Regions from separate parts of the Homo sapiens genome. Here region 2 is linked to region 1. The links are chromatin loops, found by intact Hi-C in ENCODE. Cell type or tissue: Panc1. All regions are shown on one strand. Links, peaks and the distances in the headings refer to the core of each region. The heading gives the core; the rest is flanking DNA.

Region 1 (8,349 bases), core at 139-8,138:
ACTGCACTCCAGTCTGGGCAACAGAGCAAGACTGTGTCTCAAAAAAAAAAGGTATTAGATACCTAAAGTATAAAACAAATAAAAATAAATATCAGAGAATCTATTTTGATATAAATAAATGATTGAATAAATTAATAAATGAGGAGAAGAGACAAATCTCCCATGCAGAAGATTCCAAATTATTTCCATTGATACTCCACCCTCTAGGAGGTGGCATAACTCCCCACTCCTTAAGTGTGGGCAATGCATAGTTTTTTCCTTGCAAAGACTATAGTTATACAAAGGGGGAAAAGCACAAAACCTCACAATGAAGAAACCTGACAAACACTGCCTTAGCCAGGTGATCAAGGTCAACATCAATAGTAATAAATCATATTAATAGTATGCATGTACCCTTATATGTATATCTCCTTGCTGTGATGTGGTAACAACGACAGTTTACCTCTGTTATTTTCCTTCCAATACTCATAATCTCCACATCTAATTATGAGGAAATCATCAGACAAACTCCAATAGAAAAACATCCTACAAAAATACCTGGCCAGTACTTTTGAAAAATTGTGAAAATGATCAAAAACAAGAAAAGTCCAAAAAGTCATTACAACTAAAAAAAGCCAAAGGGGAAATGACGACTTAAGGTAATATAGTACTTTAGATGGATCCTTGGAGAGAAATAAGACATCAGATAAAAAGTAAGGAAACATGAATAAAGTAGGAACTTTAGACAATATGTAAATATTGGCTCATTAATTGTAACAAATATACTAATGTAAAGTGTTAACAATTTGGGAAACTGGTGCAAAGTATATGGGAACTCTTTGTACCATCTTTTCAAATCTAAACTATTCTATAAAATAAAGTCAATTTTTTAAAAGTACACAAGAAGAAAGTTGATGATACTAATTAAAACCTATTTAACTGATTATTTCAGTTTTTATTTTTTTATTTACTAGCTATCTATCAAACTTAGCACCTGAAGAAAAGGGCTAGTGGAGCAGATCAATTTTGAAAAGAAATAGAAATTGGCAAAGTTGAGAGCTGGGAACGTCACCCAGGTGAGAAAACAGTGGGTGATATGGTTGAGAAGAGTTGTGGAGAGAAACAAAGATAGACTAAGGAGTACTGAGAGAGAGGAAGGAGGTGCTGAGTGGATCTTGGAAAGAAAGGAGTCCATGCAGGGAAGGGGGCCTGGGTGGGGGAAGCCCAGCCAGAGGTCGCACAGAGGGGAGAAGCTGGGGCTTGTGAAAGTCAAAGCTCTCCCTTTTCCTGAAATCTTACATTTAAAACTAAACCTACAAATGGAGGGTTGAGGGATGTTAATAATAAATCACTACATTCTTACTACAATAATTTCTCTTCCAGCTCAGCTATACTTGATTTTTATCTGAACCGGACTATAATCCCCATCTGAATGAAATCTAGGCCAGACCTTCAGTCTTTCTCTGCTTTCATTTCTCAGCCTTCAGTGGGACAGATCCAGGTTTTAAGTGGTCTGAAATGTATATAATTTACAAATATGAATTTAGATGTATAAATCAATTTTTATTTAAAACATGAAAGGAAATTATAATACACAACACATTTGGAAAAAAACTATCAAAAAAGGGACAATAAATATGTTATTTTTTCTGGCACATTTCTACATGCTTTGCCACAGATGAATTTATGACTCTGTGCATGGTGAACCTTGCTGCTTCTCCACTACCCACCGCTTTCTGGTGCTGGAGGTGGAGGACATATGCTCTTCATGATATGAATCCTGGCCAAGCAACTTTGTGTCAGCATAGTGAGTGTAGGAGTACCCCAGGATGGCTGGCAATAACTATACACAGAAGTAACTACAAACCACAAAAACATATTCCTCTAAGTCCGGATGAACTCAATTTCCCCTCAACTAGATCTTAGAAATACCCATGGCCACTCCAATTGCACCTGACACAGGATAAGAGGGACAAAGGGGAAGTCAGAGTGGACAGAACCAAGGTTTATAATAGATTGCAGTTAAAAATCTTACTTTTGGCCAGGCACAATGGCTCACACCTGTAATCCCAACACTTTGGGAGGCTGAGGCAGGTGGATCACTCGAGGTCAGGAGTTCAAGACCAGCCTGGCCAACATGGTGAAACCCCATCTCTACTAAAAATATAAAATTAGAGCGGCATGGTGGCGGGTGCCTGTAAGCCCAGGTACTTGGGAGGCTAAGTCAGGAGAATCACTGGAACGCAGGAGGTAGAGGTTGCAGTGAGCCGAGATTGCACCACTGCACTCCAGCCTGGGCAGCAAGAGTGAAAGTCCATGTCAAAAAAAAAAAATCTTACTTTTGCAGACATATGAAATGTGTTTTAATTGCCAGAGCACTTCCCAGAGCCTTGTTCTGGCTCCAAACTTTTAGCTTCATTACCCGCAACAGTGAATTTGCCTCTATGCACCCAGTAGTATCCACTGCATATGAGTATGATTTCAGGAAGCTGTGAAAAGGCTGAGCCTACCAATTTGTTCATCCTTTTTTTTTAATGAGGTAATCAGAAATTGTAGCAGAGATCTGTTTTAATCTTTATATATTGAGGTAATATTTATAACTGATAATATACATACATGTAATGGCTTTGCTCAATAAACACTAAATAAGAGTGTGTTTGTTTGTTTGTTTGTTTGTTTGTTTGTTTTTGAGATGGAGTCTCACTCTGTCACCCAGGCTGGAGTGCAGTGGCACCATCTCAGCTCACTGCAACCTCTACCTCCCAGGTTCAAGTGATTCTCCTGTCTCAACCTCCCAAGTAGCTGGGATTACAGGCACCTGACACCATGCCCAGCCAGTTTTTGTATTTTTAGTAGAGACGGGGTTTTGCCATGTTGGTCAGGCTGGTCTCAATCTCCTGACCTCAGGCGACCTCCCAAAGTGTTGGAATTACAGGCATGAGCCACTGCACCCGGCCATAAGAGTGTTTAAAAAAATTTAATTAGGAGGTCATTGGGCTGAGGTGATTCTAGCACCTTGGGTTCCTGTGTAAGCAAACTCAAACCCAATTCAGTATAAACGGTAAAATAAAACTTTAACTAACCCAGAAATCACCAACTAACCTCTAGCTAGGACTTTCCAGGGGAATGAGTTGAGCGAGGCTACCTCTCCCCAAATGTTTCCTTTGCCTTGCTCCCTCATTCACCTTATAAAAGTACCTTTGCCTTTATTGGAGTCCCCAAACCACTTGCAGTCTGGAAGTACCCAGATCCATGGATCACTAAATGCTCAAATAAAGTCTTTAATAGAGTTTTTAATGCTTTAATGTGCCTCAGTTTACCTTTCCACAAGTGCAAAATAAAATATTGGCCTACGTCAATGAGTTCATGGCTGTGCCACCTGTGCAGTCATATGGGGCCACTGTGCTCAGAAGGGCCCTGCATTTGATTTAAGATTCTTTTGTTGCCATCTTGAAATTCCTTAAAATTTTTGAACAAAGGGGCTTGCATTTTCATGGTGCATTGAGCACACCACTGCAAATTTTGTAGTTGGTTCTGATTGTGAATTCTACTGTGGTATTTGTGGAAAGAGCTTTTTGGTGTTTATCAACATTACTCTGTCAGAAAAATAAGAGTAAATGTTTATCAGATAAAGTCTTGTCATATTTCTTGATCATTAACTATTTAAGCTTGCTATGCAAATCGTATCTATACTGTCATTTGTGCTAAAACAGCAAACCACCAACAAATGCCTACATGCATAAGATGGCACTGCACTCAGCAACCTGTCTGAGAGATGGAACAAATTGAAGATTCCCAATGCTCAGGTGATTCCCTGCTGTTCCAGAAGCTCTTGATTACACATATGCTGAACTTGGTTTACAACAGATAGAGCTTATGTAAGGAGGAATTGAAGGCATTTTACACTTCTGTATATTTTTGTCTGAGGTAAATTTACATATTTTATACCAGTAACTCTTGGAGAAAAGGTGTCTGTGATATTAGAAGTCAAAACACTAAATGTTTTTACATTCAGCACCTCTAACCCTGATGTTTTTCAACTTATTCAAAGCCAACTTCATCCTCTTCTTCAATATTCTTTTCCTCTAATAGAAATATCATGTACACATATCAAGTCTGTTTTCCAAAAGAAAACATCTATTCTTTTGTTTTCGATAAGAAATTACTGCACCTCCAATTGAAATGTCAAATAGTCCTAAAGAATTAAGCAAAATGATTTTTCTTCTAATTTGCATGTTACAACATGAATTTTAGGTTAACTTGTAATCTCAAATGTATATTCTAACTTTCCATTAACTTCAGTTGGAAATGTATGCAAAATTTATTTGAAGAGAAAATGGCACCAGAGGTTGATAAACATTTCAAGGATAAAGGTACAATTAAAATGTTCAGTGAGATCCATATCTGCATTATTAAAATGATGTTACATGCACATCAAGGTTACACAGTGATTTTTCTTAGTATCTGAGGACAAACTTCATAGTGTAATAAGTGGAGGTTGTTCTACTGCCTATTTTCTGCAGAGTAAGTGTCTCCTGGGTTTACAAAGCATGAGTCAAATATTGATGCTATTGCTTGTATATCTCACCAGATGGCGCTAGGAGCATCTATAATAGCTGAACATCACACACTAGCGTACTGAAACGTCAGAATTTCCTTAAATTGAAGAATATTTCATTTCTGAAAGAAAAAAATATTTAAAATTACTTGTGAACAATTTTGTCTACCTATTTATACATAGACAAATTCACATCTCTCAAAGTTTTTTTAAAAATCACATAATTCCATTGGAAATAGTGTACTTTTTACCTTATTTAATCATTGCCATTTTTTCAGAACTGGTTTTCCTTCTTTGCTTAGGAACATCTCTGATGATTATTCTGCTCCTGTAGCATTCTGCCAAGCTGCAATGGCTGCATCTGTAGTACCATAAAAGCTTTTTCCCCAAAACATGTGTAAACATCTGCAGGAAAATTAGAAATTGTGGCTGATGGAAGGTAAAATGCCTTATCTAATGTCAGATAAACAAACATGCCTTATCTAATTACCACATTGAATCCAAGTTTTCAGCCTACATAATCAGGGGTCATTAAATTATAGTTTTTCTGACTCTAAGACTCATTATATGAAGCAACCGTTGAAGTGGGTTGGATAATTGTGGCTTCAAATAAATAAAGTGGAATCCTTTATTTTGCTGATGTTGGGAAACAGCTTCTAATTTCCAAACTCCTGGCCCTCTGTTAAATAGCTGAAATTTTTTAGTATACAATTTCCACTAGTGTATAGGAGAAATTTTTTTCCCTACCCACTTATTATTTCACGAAGATGTCAAGGTTATGGATAAAGTGAATATGCAACTAGACGTCCACAAGGCTGGAGTGGACTCTCCCTTAGTATGGGTAGAAGGGTAGAACTGAAACTCACAGACAGCCCGGAGGAGGACAGAGACAGACCTACACAGGTGAGTCCAGAGAGGTGTTCAAGAAGGCAATAAGAAGTTTAACAATTGCTTGAAGTTTGCAATTAGACCAGATGCACTCTCTCTCATAGGTGGCTCCAGGAACTTTTTTCACAATACCTTGAAGACAAATCTTTTGGGACACACATATGTCCTTATTTATTAGCACTCATTGATGTTTTGCACAGAACTGCCTTGTAAGAAGATCCTTCCTGATTAAATGTACCAAATAATTAAAATTTTATTTTGGTTTTCAACTTTGTTTTGATTCAACTCTTCATTTATCTCTCTATTTTGCTTAATCTGAATGCTGGTTTATGCAAAAATTTTCCAAACAGCATTGAGTTTGATTTCTGGGAAAAAAAATCTGAAATTTTGGAACGATAAGACATAATTTGTAACATTCAATAGGTTTTATACGAGTACAAGGCATAGATGTGTGTTTGTCTTAATGAGTTCTAAAATTCACAGAATATTAAAAATTCACAGAATGTTTACTAATTTCTGAAGAATTATCATCACTGAAGGCATGTAAGATGTTAGGAAAGCATAAAACTCTATCAGTTACTAGGTGTGTGATGCTGAGTGAGATATTAACACCACCAAGCCTCAGTTCCTTATCTCTAAAATGGAGATAATGCCTACCTCACCAGGTTGCTGAAAGGATCAAATAAATGTAAATGTCTAGCCCAAGTCTGTCACTTATTGGAAGATCAGCCAATATGATTTCCTTCCTTTCCTAAACTCTCCTGCTCAGTCAGAGTAACTGGGGTTTTCTTAAAAATGGAGAGGCATGCAGTAAGTAAGACATGTTTAAAAATAATAAAACAGCATTTATTTTGTAAATAGGCAAACTTGCTGTAACTGAGCAGTAAAAATTGCTTTTAAAAATGTGTAATTGCCTATCTCTGAAGTAGAAATTATCCACAGAATATATTATTATCTGTCAAAGTCTTGTTTGATGGTTCTTTATTGCTTTGTTTCTTTTACTTGTCTGGAAAGTAGAAAGAAAAGGGAATGCAACTCTCACTAGCACCCAATCACTGATGCCGCCCAGGGAATTATTCTCAGTACTGTTGAAGACAAAATGCATGAGACAATTGAGAAGGTGATATTATTCCAGCTAGTGCCATAGGGAGAGTCCCACAGATCAGAAAATTACAGTGTCTCTGCAGAGTGGATTTGCCTTAAGGCATTTACAGGAAAGAGTAGACAAATTGCAGGTGTGGGGATTCCCAGCTGTATTGTTTTGCAATCAGAAGAGGTCTCTGTTATTTAAGTGGGCAGAAAATGTTTATTTCTGTGTCTTGCTAGTTCAAAAACAAACAGTTGTAACCTTAGCTAATCATTCATGAGATAAAGAATAGACGTTTGTAATTTGTAATCCCAGCACTTTGGGAGGCTGAGGTGGGCAGGTCACTTGAGTCCAGAAGTTCAAGACCAGCCTGGCCAACATGGTGAAACCCCATCTCTACTAAAACTACAAAAATTAGCTGGGTGTGGTGGGGTGCACCTGTAATCTCAGCTACTAGGGAGGCTGAGGCAGGAGAATTGCTTGGACCTGGGAGGCAGAGGTTGCAGTGAGCTGAGATTATGCCACTGCACTCCAGCCTGAATGACAGAGTGAGACTCCATCTCCAAAAAAAAAAAAAAAAAAGGAATAATGGGACATTGGGTAGAGGCAAAGGGAAGGGGGAATTTATACCTGGCTTTGTCAGCAGGTTCAAACAAAGGTGAAAAGTGTGTGTTTGGCCTTGTCACAGGTAAACAAGAAAGCCATTTACAAGCCTGATGGGGGTCACAAGAAAGAATGGACAGTGAGTGCTATGTGAGTCACATGGAGAAGGGTGATTCATTTCCTTAAGCTGTTTTTCAGAACACAAAACGGTGAGGCATTTCTGAAAACAAAAAGTTGGTGAGATTTCTTAACCACAACTATTTTCTGAAAGCATGAGGCTCTGGAAAAGTTCAACATTGTTAGTCCTCTTTCCCTTTTGATCAAGACAGATAAATTTCATTCACTGTTGCACAAGTCAAAGGTGGCCATAAATCTCCTGAGTGAGGTGAACCAGGGTAAAAGAACTATGCTTGCGAGGACTCTTAATGACATGATGTCTTCAAAATTAATTAAATCACCCATCAAAAAATAAAATTACAATGTATTTAGTTTAAATTTATAATTGACTTTTATTTTCAATTCTAGAATCAGGGAACACCTCATTCTATAAAATAGAGTGAGTGTTCAAATGAACTGAATGGAGGAGGTTAGATTTATAGAATGAAAAGAGCCAAAGGAAACAAAAAGAGAGAATAAAAAACAGACTCATCCTTTCAACGTTACTTTCCTTATAGGGTTCAAACAGAGGAGGCATCCTTATTATGCTGACTCAGGTACTAGAATCTGCTGGGGGTTTTTTTTGGAAAACTGACCTGTTGGAAAGTTCAGTTTGATTATGTGGCACTTAGCCCAAGTAACTCCATTATAATTTGGTCTTGTCTGCTAGGGCCTAACACAGGAAACTAGTCCAAAATAATGGCCTCCCATAAACACATCTATTGAAAGGTAGAGGCAAAGCTCAGTTGTTTTAGAGTCCTAGAGATCAGGCATCTATATGAAAAATAAAAAAAATATATATATATAAAGCTGGATTAAAGTAAAGACCCAAGAGTTCAACCCTGAGAAAGTTTGGTCCAGTGGATTCCAGAGTCAGTGGATGAAAACCTTTTGATTATGTAGCACTGCTTATGGAGTTTCTTGAAGTTAAGAAGTTAATGTTCTTGGTGATGTTGTCCAGTCTTGGTTACTTCTCATGTAAGGTTATGCATGACCTGAGCATTTCAGTGAGCTTTCTTAGTGGCCTAGACAGTAACTTGCTCAGGGAGAAATTCAGTCCATTATGGTCTTCTGTGGT
Region 2 (8,349 bases), core at 105-8,104, 420 kb after region 1:
TTCATGCATCAGTGACTGAATCCCAGGAGTAGTAGATGGGAAGAGCTGAGAACACAAAATATCAGTATAAGTTATGGAAAACAAATTATAATGTAGTATTACTATGAACAGCCTTATACTTAGTCATTTATTTAAAAAGTCAGATATTTGTTAAAAATCCATTGGTCAGTACCATAAATTAGTTTTCTGCAAAGTTGTTGATGTAAATGCCACTTTTTATAAGAAACTAATTTTGTTGATGATCATATTTCCAAATAGGGTGAGTTTTTTTTTTTCTTTTCATTGAATATAAGCGGATTTCTCTTTCCTGTTACAGATACCAGAAGACACATGAATAACAGAGTTAGGCAGCAGGAAGAATGAGAGAGCCTCTTGGGTTACAAATGAATTATGTCAGAGTGAGAAATATTAATCTTCCCCTCTTTCCCCCGCAAATAAAAATCTGTGGTTATCTCCTTTCTACTGTGAGAACCAGGAAATTGGAATTTTCTCTTTCTCTTGCAAAATAATTATTTAGTTCTTCCTCAAGTTATGATGAGAAATGTTCTCCATAGTAACAGTATCTAAAGTTATAAATTCCTGAAGAGCAAGGCAGATCCCTTTTATTATCTTTTTATAGTATTTAGTCAAACTGTTGTGAATGTAATACTTATACGTTTAAAATAGTTAAAATGATATTGTGCCAACTCAATTATCTTTGGGGAAATTAGCTTACTCTGAATCCTCCAAAATTTGGGACCAAATTAGAAAAAGGAGTATCAAACACTCATTAATTAACTTAGTAAGTTGATTAAACTCATACAAGTAGTGTATGTATGTATATATATATATACGTATATATATATATATATATATACGTATATATATATATATATATATATACATATATACACACACACATATACTTTTTACAAGTAAGATAAATACTTGAGTGAAACATCAGGGTAATAATAAATGATTAATGATTAAGAATGCTATTTCAAAAAGATATTTCATATGAACAAATCTTAGGTGGAAAAATACAAATTCATTTCAGTCTATATAAGTATCAGAACTGGAAAGAAAACAAGTATTAAACATGCATTTCACACTCAATAAATTATCCTTTGATACTAACCAAGGAATTAACAAAATACATAGAAGATAAAATGAATGCCTTTTTTAAAAGATATAAGCCAGTAAAAGTTATAATTATTTACATTTTCTTTCTTTGAAGTTTGATATAGAGTTATAAGAAATTAAGGTTTAGGCAGTCTTCTAAAATATTATTTTCAACTCTATATGATTTTACAAAAACAAAAAGGGTATAATAAGCAGAAATAACAAGGGGATAATAAGCAGAAATAACTTTTGGTTGCATGTAAATGTTCTGAAGCTAAAAGTAAAACTTCTTCAGAAAAATGTTGGCATTTTCCCCTTGAAAACTGTCAAATTCTGGCAGCTATGCTAATCCCATGTTCTTTTACCTTTAATAAGTCACATATTGTTTGCAAACTCTTAAAGTTATGCATATAAATCTTGCTCATTTTGCTACTTAGATCTCTGAAAGAGCAAAGTAGCTTATAAAGATTTCTATTTCTTAAAGAAATACTTAATCTAGTTTGATGTCAAAATCAGGTAGCTTACAGTGATCTACTCTAATCCCAGTCACCAAGAAAGAATCAAATGTCACTTTTGCTTTACCAGTTGGAATTGTCCCAGACTTCCAAGTTCCTTTATGAAAGTCATAATTGAGTTAATTTCTTCTAAGGACAGACACTGATTTAGTTCCTTTTGATAGTTTTCACCCTGTATTGGTAGGGGGAAAGAACTTAAGCAATTGTTAAAAAGTCAAACCATGTTCAACCCAATTACCTCCCATTTCATCAACCAATCAGATTTTGAGTTCTATAAACAACTGAGCTAATTAATGTTAAATAATACATAGCAACTTCAACTTGTCACAGTGGTGTCTGAATATAAGAAAGCTTCATATCTGACAGGGAGGACCTGGATAAAATAGCTCAATGATGCTTTGGTAGTGAGGTTGGGGAGATGCTAACGTGTTATAAAAATCAATCCATGTTATTTTGAAGCACTCTGCTCTATTCATTGGCATTTGCCCAAACATGACAATAGATGTGAATGCTTAAAAAAAAATAGCATTATAATTCAAGTCCTCTGACGTCAATCTGGAGCACTCACTGCTATTCTAGACTGCCTCCAAAGAGTTCTAACATTTCTTTTAAAGTATACTATAATACATGTAATGAACCTGCACATGTACCCTCTGAACTTATAAGATGAAAGAAAAAATTAAAAAATAAAAAAGTATTCTGTAGCATACAATACATATTATTCATAATATCCACAAACATTTCGTAATCCCAGCACTTTGGGAGGCCGAGGCAGGCGGATCACGAGGTCAGGAGTTCAAGACCAGCCTGGCCAACATGATGAAACCCCGTTTCTACTAAAAATACAAAAATTAGCTGGGTTTGGTGGTGCATGCCTGTAGTCCCAGCTACTTGGGAGGCTGAGGCAAGAGAATCTCTTGAACCCAGGAGGCGGAGGTTGCAGTGAGTCAAGATCGTGCCACTGCACTCCTGCCTGGGTGACAGAGCGAGACTCTGTCTCAAAAAAAAAAAAAAGAAAGAAAAAGAAAAAAAGAAAAACAAAAAGAAAAAATAAGAAATTATGAACACTATACTTAATTTTCAACCCATAATTTTATCATAATCAGTCACTTACATACTTAGTTGACATAAAAATAATCTTAGTCCAGAGGTCAGAAAAAATTAAGAAGTGTGATATAATAGATACCAATTAATTTGAAGTGAATTATCAAGTTGCTGAATTGCAGAATAAGGAGAATGACACCTTCTAAGGAATGACTTGAAAAAATATTTATCAGTACACAAATATGCACTTACCTTGAAAACATCTGATCTATAAAGTCTCTGAAATATCTCAGAAAATATGGAAAGTGATGATTCATTAGGGAAGAGAAAATTGAAAGTGTCATTTAAAAGGAATTCTTCTGTATTTTGGTCCTCAAAATCCATATTATCATAATCTTGAAAATTTAAATGCTCGTGTACCTTTGAAAGAACAAAAGCACAGCAAATATTTTTCATCGATTTACTTTTAAGACAATGGAATTACTTCTAAGACATGATTTATTTCCTGTTGGATTATAGATCAGAACTGACATCTAGTGGTCTTTTTGGAAGTCAACAGTTTTATAAATGTGAGTAATTTTTTTTAAAGATACAATTTAAAGATACAATTATTTAATGTACAGTATAAGAAAATTAACTAATATAAAGTCACATTAGTTTATCTCGATACCCTTTATAGCTGAAGAATATGCTTTCATGGAAGATAATACATAACATTTCTTTCTGAACAACAGATTTTAAAAAGCATAATACAAACTATTAGGTATGCATGCAAAACAATGAAAAAATGAGTATTTAAAAGTGTCAGTTAATTAAGTTTTAAATTTTTATGGAGAAATCTTGGAATTATTTAACCAAATGTATGAGCCATCTATAATGTAATTGGCTTACCGGAATAATAGTTTGAGGACACAGAAATGTTATACAAAGCTATATTCTAGTTATACATAATTTTATTTTCCCCTTCTTCCTTTTTTCCCACCCTGTATTCCAAGGTAGAACTTTCTATAGACTAATTTAATAAATTATTTTTTATGTTTTTGCCTCTAAGGGCTATGTTAGAGGAAAAACAAAATATGTTGGGGGAGATAATATGAATGAGTATATTTAATTTGAGAGGAAGGAAAAGAATCAAAATGGGCAAAAACACTTCACTCTACACATATCTATATCAGAAAAAAAAATTCAAAAATTCCCATGGTTTTTTTAAACTAAATATAAACCAATTTTAAACTAAATATGTATATGTAAAAAATAAAAGTTATCTTTTTATACCCTCATGTGAATACGCCAGATAATCTGTTACTTTCTATTATCTACACATCCTCTTTTTTCCTTTAATGCATACTTGACTTCATACCACATTTATTTCACAAATAGTACTTGAACCATAGAAAAATTCATGTTTATTTTACAGAGACACATAGGCAGGATTGGACTCATAGATTCTCCACATACTAGTTAATTGTCTGAACCACAGTGAATATAAGCCTACAGTACTTTTGCAAATTGCTATTTATTGATTGGTTACTATGAATGAAAACAACAACAACAACACACACACACTGATCTCTCACCACAAGGTAGAAGCTCACATGAGGCCTTTGGCATACTGACCTGGAGCACTACAGGGTACATGAAACTGCCATAACCAATATCAAAAGTTAGAAGTTGAAAGCAGAATCTGCATCTAAAATGAAAACACAAGGTACCATAAAAGTAAAGATACATGCACATGGATGTTTATTAATGCACTATTTATAACAGCAAAACTTGGAACCAACCCAAATGCCCATTAATGATAGACTGGATAAAGAAAATGTGGCACATACACACCATGGAATACTATGCAGCCATAAAAAAAGGATGAGTTCAAGTACTTTGCAGGGACATAGATGAAGCTGGAAACCATCATTCTCAGCAAACTAACCCAGGAACAGAAAACCAAACGTTGCATGTTCTCACTCATAAATGGTAATTGAACAATGAGAACACATGGACACAGGGAGGGGAACATCACACACTGGGGCCTGTTGGGGGTTGGGGGGCAAGGAGAGGGAAAGCATTAGGACAAATACCTAACGCATGCAGGGCTTAAAACCTAGATGATGGATTGATAGGTGCAGCAAACCACCATGGCATATGTATACCTATGTGACAAACCTGTACATTCTGCACATATATCCCAGAACTTAAAGTAAAATAATAATAATAAAAACTATATTCTCTTGCTACATTTACTCTTATTTGGTGTCATATTAATAATCACTATTGTTAATTTTCAATATATCTACTAATTAAAAAGAGCAGTGGCTTGGATAATGTAAAATTACATGTGATAAATTTTTGGATTTGGATTCTGTTTTATTTCTTATAGAAAATAAAAATATACCTAAATATTCATAACACATTAAACTAAGCAATAAAGTTAATCCATGGAAACCTAAATACGAAGAAGAAAACTCTCCTACTCCTACATGCTAGGTACCTATTCACATATAAATTATGATAAGGTTTAAATTGATGTGCTTCCCCCACTTTTTGACGTACGAGATTTAACATTTCCTTAGAACAAAGGCAATAAGTTATAGTCAAGTAAACAGATATGGGAATAGGAGTTATTGAATTTTCTTAATAAAGTTCTTCATTTTCTCCTCTGCATTATGAAATCAGTGGGATATTTGAGAATGAAATTTATTATGTATAAGTAAAATTATACCTAGTCAATGCCAAGTATCTATGATAGAAACAGTTGCACTTGAAAAGGCGGCTGCAATTAAAAGATTAACTTTGAAAATGCGCACTTTACTTCTTGTTACCACTATTTAGATACTACTGAGTCTGCCACACGTTCTAAAGTTTTAGGATCTATAAATATGGCCACATATGTTTAGAAGATCATGTTTGTATATTGACATAAAATTTTCCAAGTACCACCTACTTATGATAATTAAGATACATTTCCACCAACAATTTTTAAAAGATAGGTTGCTTTCTTTCTTTTCTTTTTTTTTTAAATTAAAATTTGTTTTTTACCTATGGAAGGTCTTTGGTCCCAGAGTAGATGTTTCACTGAATACTTCAGCCGCTAGCAGTAGTTTGCCAATTGCTTCCTTCATAATGTCAAAAGCCTGTTGAGGTGAACTGGCTCTCAGGAATGTCTCAAAAAATGTTTGCAGCTGTGAACAAAGTAAAGGATTCACGTGTTAAAACAATAGCCTCAGTTTGTCTATCATTTTCAAGGTGACCAATTTGAAGGATTGTTCTAGGTTATCTCTACTTGTCACACCCAAACCCCACCCTCACCTAATCAGTAAGTTTGGTAATCTAAGATACAGGTATATTGAAAGAGAAAGGTTTAAATGTCTTGTAATTTAAATTTCTTTAGAAATGCCTACTCCATTTATTTTCCTCATTTCACAGCATCTAATCGTGGAAAATGCAAGTCTTGTCATCAGAACTCCAAAGTTTCATTTGTAACTCTACTAACTAGGTGAGCTGGGCTTGCCACCCACTGCTCAGAATCTTTGTGTCCTCTTTAAATTGGGATTAATATCTACCAACAAGAGAGATGTGAAGCCAAATTAGAAGAAAATGTATTTGAAAGTCATGTTAAAGTATGAAATTCAAATGTTAGTTTTTTATTATTATCAATTTTGGGGGCATATTAGAACAAAAATAAATATATCAAAGTTGCTTCTTCCTCATGCCATTATTCTGTGCCAGATCTAGCCAACCAGAGAAGACTCTGAGAGAATCCCAGTGTCCTGTTAATGTTTTAATTCTTAATTATTTCATGTGATAGGGCAGTATTACAAAAAAGGGGGAATGAAGCTCAATTGTGTCATCTTAAAAACACAATTGTTAGTATCACAAATAGCTGTTTTTATTTGCTTAAATATTAAAATGACAAAAACAAAACTACCTCTTGAGGATGCTTCATATCAAAGTTCAAGTGAATATTTTTTAAAAATATAAAACAAATCTCATATTGATTCATAAACTTTCTCTGGATAAACATACTCTTTTAAAGATGAAGAACAAAAAATATTTTTTGAAAAAACATGCAGCAGGTATTCTATTAATGTTTTTTGGAAAAACAGACTAAATCTATCCAGACTACACAGGATTGCAAAGTGAAAAACTTTTGTTGCTATGATAAAGAAGGACAAATATTGGCCTGGATTGCCTGTGGAAAAACGGTAAATGTGTCTTCTCAATGCATAAGCAAAATTCCCCCAAGATAAACAAATACTGGCTTCATAAACTTTCCAGTTGAAAACAGAAACCTAATAAGATTACACATAGAGACCCTAAGAATGCGTCATTAGTATTTGGCAATTGGGATGTTCTTCCATTTTACTAAGGAAAATAAATGTAATAATTGTATGATTGAAAGAAAACAAATTATTGCTAACACTAAAAATGTTAACACCCTTGATTCAAAGCAGAGTAACATTATGTTTTTCCAAGTAAAAGTAACTCATTATATTTCATTCCTTTCACCATATTATGTAGAAAGGTTTGTGTGTGACATTGTTGCATTTTTCTATTTCAATGTTACCTGAATATCACAGAGGTTAAGGTTAATAATATATGAAAGTTGGAAATGTCTATGTAGCATATGAGATAAGATAAATTATAAGATTTTATCTCCATGAGGAAGAATAATTAGCAAATTAATGTCTTAGGGTTGCACTTACTTCTCTAAAATGAAAATGATTATTTCTTAATTTCTTAATGTAGCAGTGAGCATTTAAATATGGGATGCCATTCAATTCAACTTTTAGAGAACTGTAGCCTTTAGAAAGCCCTGTGTTCTGTGCTTTGGGAGACAAGTTGCATAGTACATAGGTATTACCTCTACAGACTCTAGAGGTAAAAAGGTCCAGGTTCAACTTTGGTTTTGTGCCAAAGTTGTGAGACTTTGTGGGATTAATAACAGTGCCTACTTTATAGAGGTATCCTTGAGATTAAATGACAGAATGTACATAAGGAATTCCACCACCCAGCACATCTGTATTCAGTACATGTCAGCTCCTTTTATTTTCTATTAATTAAAACAAGACAGCCGGGCATGGTGGCTCACGCCTATAATCCCAGCACTTTGGGAGGCCAAGGCGGGTGGATCACCTGAGATCAGGAGTTCGAGACCAGCCTGGCCAACATGATGAAACCCCATCTCTACTAAAAATACAAAAATTAGCTGGGAATGGTGGCACACATCTGTAATCCCAGCTACTTGGGAGGCTGAGGCAGGAGAATCACTTGAACCAGGGAGGCAGATGCTGTAGTGATCCGAGATCACACCAATGCACTGCAGCCTGGGTGACAGAGCGAGACTCTGTCTCAAAAAAAAAAAAAAAAAAATCCAGATGAGTGTGATTTCTTCTTTTTAATTCATTCAGTATAGTGGCAAGCAAACTACATATGCTAGAAATTAAAGTAGAATCACGCGAGTGCTTCATATGAATTTTTAAAAAATCATAAACTTTCAAAGTCTCCAAAAGAAGGCACAACTTTTATCAGTTCTTGTAACTAACTCACTTAGACTAACTAAGTGAACCACTTTTTTGAGTGTCCGGTTACACTGCAATTTGTTACTCTAATTGTATTTCCTTGGTCAAATTACATGAGTTCTGTGAGTCTCAGTGCAGAATGACAGAACTATGCTCAATGATCTCATGAG

The links. A loop is a pair of places that touch in the nucleus more often than their neighbours do. Peaks named below come from ENCODE experiments on the same cell type or tissue, not always from the same donor. Only the 100,000 strongest peaks of a DNase experiment are listed, where the experiment ranks them.
Region 2: it touches region 1 in a loop (6-fold over the local background); 29 of 110 quality-filtered maps call a loop at or near these places.

What each region holds. Positions count from the first base shown.
Region 1 is chr7:121,543,916-121,552,264 of GRCh38, reverse strand. No RefSeq gene overlaps it. Among named protein-coding and RNA genes, the nearest start is that of FAM3C, 150 kb to the right of the region's middle. RefSeq lists an enhancer at 6,763-7,962. In Panc1, for the core only: CTCF peaks have their summits at 4,340 and 4,539 (motif pointing right); DNase peaks (open chromatin) are centred at 4,604 and 7,334; H3K27ac peaks cover 2,547 bases.
Region 2 is chr7:121,121,821-121,130,169 of GRCh38, reverse strand. CPED1 (cadherin like and PC-esterase domain containing 1) reads right to left here. Exons shown (of 23, transcript NM_024913.5): 8 at 5,697-5,839; 9 at 4,278-4,350; 10 at 2,913-3,080; 11 at 1,684-1,788; 12 at 1-45. Among named protein-coding and RNA genes, the nearest start is that of CPED1, 140 kb to the right of the region's middle. In Panc1, for the core only: a CTCF peak has its summit at 3,130; a DNase peak (open chromatin) is centred at 3,079.